2 separate regions of the Homo sapiens genome follow, and region 2 is linked to region 1. Evidence: read pairs that join two places in POLR2A ChIA-PET (ENCODE). Cell type or tissue: Panc1. All regions are shown on one strand.

What was found. Peaks named below come from ENCODE experiments on the same cell type or tissue, not always from the same donor. Only the 100,000 strongest peaks of a DNase experiment are listed, where the experiment ranks them.
Region 2: POLR2A ChIA-PET joins it to region 1 with 16 read pairs; 6 of 35 experiments call an interaction of 5 or more read pairs at or near these places.

Annotation. Positions count from the first base shown.
Region 1 is chrX:23,887,593-23,890,092 of GRCh38, forward strand. All of the region lies in intron 1 of APOO (apolipoprotein O), which reads right to left. Among named protein-coding and RNA genes, the nearest start is that of APOO, 19 kb to the right of the region's middle. In Panc1, no CTCF peak of the experiment used is centred here; no DNase peak of the experiment used is centred here; H3K27ac peaks cover 2,206 bases.
Region 2 is chrX:23,737,968-23,740,467 of GRCh38, forward strand. The region is part of intron 1 of ACOT9 (acyl-CoA thioesterase 9); the gene reads right to left. Among named protein-coding and RNA genes, the nearest start is that of ACOT9, 4.1 kb to the right of the region's middle. In Panc1, no CTCF peak of the experiment used is centred here; no DNase peak of the experiment used is centred here.

The sequences.
Region 1 (2,500 bases):
GCACTCCCTTTCCCAAGTGATAGTCCTTGAGAAGCCTTGTTGCCAGGTACACTCCCTGGTCAGGGCAGATGAGTTGGCTCAGAAAATGAGTACATATGCACCTGCCAAGAACTGATTAGATATGGTCTACTTTGCATTATATGAGTTAGGCTTGCTCAATCAAAGTCAAGCAAGCTCTGTTAAGAGCTGAATCTCCAATTAGTGCTAAGTTACAGGCTAGATCAAAGGTGGCATTTCTTTAGATCCAGCCCCTCGGGAGTATACCCTTCAGTTACTAAATGCCTTTCTTGGCATTCAGCTAGTTGGGGGTCTCAAAGTAAGGACTCTAATGTGTTGGCTTCTCTGAGGTTTTGAATACAGCTGTAAGACCCATAGTCACAGAGAAAACGAAAATTTGGCTTAAAGGTAAACTGGTGGCCCTTAGCTTTGCAAACCTCAGAGGGAGTGTCATTGAGTTTTCTCACTCTTGTGGCTAACTCTTCTTTCTTTCTGGTCTGATCCTACTCCCCAGCAAAGTATCAAGGTACACTCTATCTTGGACCTTAGACTCTCTATGTCTCAAAACTTTTGTTTCGCACAGCCCGCAAGGGGCTTGTCAATGGAAACAGAGCAACCAGTATTGGTGTTGGGTTAGATGAGGCCCTAACAAGAAGTGTAAAGGGGTAGGCTGTCATCATCTTAAAGACATTTGGTTCTTACTCTGTCTCCACTGAAGCTTGCGAAGGACTGATGTTGGCAAAACAAATCTGGTCAGGCAAGCAAGGTTATATATAACAATTAGAAGAGGTCAACCAGGGTTTTATTTCAAAAACAAATATTTACTGCACACCCACATCATGTCAGACATGGTACTAAACAGATAAAACACATAAGCAGACAAGGTCCCTGCTCTTATAGAGCTTCCAGGAAGCTTATGAATTTAATCAAAGACTCAGGCCACAATTTAAAAAATAAATTAACATTCAAAAAAAGATTCAGGGCCCAGCACAGTGGCTCACGCCTATAATCCCACCACTTTGGGAGGCCGAGGCAGGTGGATCACAAGGTCAGGAGTTCAAGACCAGCCTGGCCAACACACTGAAACTCCATCTCTACTAAAATACAAAAATTAGCCAGGCATGGTGGCATGTGCCTGTAGTCCCAGCTACTCGGGAGGCTGAGGCAAGAGAATCGTTTGAACCTGGAAGGTGGAGGTTGCAGTGAGCCAAAATTATACCTCTGCACTCCAGCTTGGGCAACAGAGTGAGATTTCATCTCAAAAAAAAAAAAAAAAAAAAAAGATTCAGGCATAAGATTGAGTTTATTAGGAGGCTGAAGTGGGAGGATCACTTGAGGCCAGAAGTTTAAGACCAGCCTGGGCAACATAACAAGACTCCATCTCTACAAAAAAAAAAAAAAAAATTAGCCAGGTGTTTGGGGCATGCCTATGGTCTCAGCTACTTGGGAGGCTGAGGTGGGAGGATTACTTGAGCCCAGGAGGTCAAGGATGCAGTGAGCTATAATCGCGTCACTGCATTCCAGCCTGAGTGACTGAGCAAGACTCTGCCTCAAAAAATAAAATAAAATAAAAAGATTGAGTTTATCAGTCAGCTCCCTCAGCTTTAAAGGTAGATTCTTAGACACAGTTTACCAAGACATGAATCTGGTAAGGTCGTAAACAAACAAATCATAATGGGTGTCCAGAAGGCTAAACTGTTCTTGCTTTGCAAATAAAAGTACACTGACTGCCCAGAATTCCATAGCTCTGGGATCATGTTGTGATTATGTTCCAGTAAAACTGCCTTAAAGACAAATAAAAACCTTAAGCTAAATAAGTCACCCTCAGAATTATTCAGACTCTCATGAATGGTGGGGCTCAAATACCTAACAACTTGCTTTCTTTTTCAACTTTATAGAGAATCTAGTGAATACTCTCTCCCATTTAAAAAAAGGGTGACTCTTTTCTCCCACAATTACAGAACTATTATCTTATTAGACTTCCATTTATAATATATGCCAGCTTCATGATAGAAGGCTTTTGCAGGCCTGTGTACACAAGAGGTTTCAGAATCACCTGGGGAGTTGTTTTTTTTTTTTTTTTTTTTTTTTAAGACAGAGCCTCGCTCTGTCGCCCAGGCTGGAGTGCAGTGGTGCGATCTTGGCTCACTGCAAGCTCCGCCTCCTGGGTTCATGCCATTCTCCTGCCTCAGCCTCCTGGTAGCTGGGACTACAGGCACCAGCCACCACGCCTGGCTAATTTTTTGTATTTTTAGTAGAGACGGGGTTTCACTGTGTTAGCCAGGATGGTCTCAATCTTCTGACCTCGTGATCCGCCCACCTCGGCCTCCCAAAGTGCTGGGATTACAGGCGTCAGCCACCGCGCCTGGCCCACCTGGGGAATTTTTTAAAAGCATAGATTCTAACAGCTTCCCCCAGAGTGTCTGACTCTGAATCTAAGAGGGGCCCAAGAATCTATTCCCAAGATAAGCAAAGTTTTGAAAACCACCATTCCACAAACATA
Region 2 (2,500 bases), 150 kb before region 1:
ACGCCATTCTCCTGCCTCAACCTCCCGAGTAGCTGGGACTACAGGCGCCGCCACCGCGCCCGGCTAATTTTTTGTATTTTTAGTAGAGACGGGGTTTCATCATGTTAGCCAGGATGGTCTCAAACTCCTGACCCTGTGATCTGCCCACCTTGGCCTCCCAAAGTGCTGGGATTACAGGCATGAGCCACCGCACCTGGCCGTCTTTTTGTTTTTGACCATCTAATCTGCATTTTCTCAGAACGTGATTTGAATTTTCCATTTTTTTCATTATTTTGTTTTATGTATCTTCTATAGGTTCATATGCCTTACTGAAGGAAACAGAGTAAGTATTCCTTCATTCTTCCATCTCAGAAACAAGCAGCCAGGCATGGTGGCTCATGCCTGTAATCCTAACACTTTGGGAGGCTGAGGTGGGTAGATCACCTGAGGTCAGGAGTCCGAGACCAGCCTGGCCAACATGGTGAAACCCTATCTCTATTAAAAACATAAAAATTAACCAGGCATGGTGGCGCACACCTGTAGTCCCAGCTACTCTGGAGGCTGAGGCAGAATCACTTGAACCCAGGAGGCAGAGGTTGCAGTGAGCTGAAATGGCCCCATTGCATTCCAGCCTGAGCAACAGAGCAAGACTCCATCTCAAAAAAGAAACTAGCATTCTACAACTGAATATATCTGGTTTTAAAGAACACACTGGAAAAAGCTAATCCTTTCTATTGCTACCATTAGCTGAAAGAGCAAAAAAATCATGACCCCCAACACATTAATAGGAACTATAATAGACACGTTAAATGTATCCAACATAAGAAATGGGATCTGATTCTGAATGGCTAAATACCCTGAATACGCATCACTAACAGGAGCTATATAACCAGTCTCACATACCTGAATAAATACACATATACACAGAAATTGTTTTGTTACACTAAGAAGCAGCATTTTCTGAAGAGGGATGAAAATCATTCCATCCTGTTTGTGTGAGAGGCAATACAGTATAGGGGTTAACCCAAAGGCTGGGCGCAGTGGCTCATGCCTGTAATGCCAACACTTTGGGAGGCCGAGGCAGGCGTATCACTTGAGGTTAGGAGTTTGAGACCAGCCTGGCCAATATGGTGAAACCCCGTCTCTACTAAAAATATGAAAATTAGCTGGGCATGCTGGCGGGCACCTGCAGTCCCAGCTACTCGGGAGTCTGAGGCAGGAGTATTGCTTCAACCCAGGAGGCGGAAGCTGCGGTGAGCCGAGATCGTGCCACTGCACAGCGAGACTCTGTCTCAAAAAAAAAAGAGCCCAATCATGCTGCTTGTTAGCTGAGTTACCTTAGACAAGTTACCTAACCTCCCTGATCCTCAGTTTCCTCATCTGTAAAATGGGGATAATAATACTACCTATCCCATAGGATTGTCAAAAGGATAAAGGAATTAACACATATTAAACCCTGAAGGGCACGTCTAGAAGAGCATGTCTAATATACTGACAAGTCCTCAAAAATCTCTAGCTATCATTATTCCAGAAAGTCATGCTTCTCCAAAGTCTCCCCTAAAGATCAAAAAGAACCAGGCTGGGCACAATGGCTCACGCCTGTAATCCCAGCACTTTGAGAGGCCAACGCGGGAGGATCACTTGAGACCAGTGTGGGCAACATAGGGAGATCCCGTTTCTACAAAAAAATTTTAAAATATTAGTCAGGCGTAGTGGTGCACACTTGTGGTCACAGCTACTCAGGAGGCTGAGGTGGGAGGATCACTTGAGCCCCGGGGAGGTCGAGGCTGCAGTGAGCCATGATCGCACCACTGCACTCCAGCCTGGGTAAAAGAGCAAGACTCTGTCTCCAAAAAAAAAGGAAAGATAGCCTAAGCCAGGCACTATCACGGACCACTGCCAAACATAGAATCAAATGAGGAGAGAAAAGAAGGGAGTTAATGAATACAGAGAAACACTTGGGCCAATTTATTTGGAAAATTGTAGTCCTAGAGCCCCATTGCTTTGCATGCTGCCTTAAAAAATTTGGAAATACATTCCTGTGGCACAACAAAGGCATAATTGGAACACTTTTTAAAAAAATGTTGCTTATACCAATAGCATATTGGTAATAATAAATCTATATCATACTGTCAACATAGCATTCAAGAGTATTCGGGTAATGGTAACTTTTTTTTTTTTTGAGACAGTCTCACTGTCACCCAGGCTGGAGTGCAGTGGCAACATCTTGGCTCACTGCAACCTCCACCTCCCGAGTTCAAGCGATTCTCCAGCCTCAGCCTCCCGAGCAGCTGGGATTACAGCTGTGCACCACCATGCCCAGCTAGTTTTTGTGTTTTTAGTACAGACAGGGCTTCACCATGTTGACCAGGCTGGTTTTGAACTCCTGACCTCAAGTGATCTGCCCGCCTCAGTATCCCAAAGTGCTGGGATTATAGGCGTGAGCCACCGCGCCTGGCATGTAATGGTAACTTTTCACTACATTTGGTATCCTATTTACTGATAATCTGATGGAAACTGT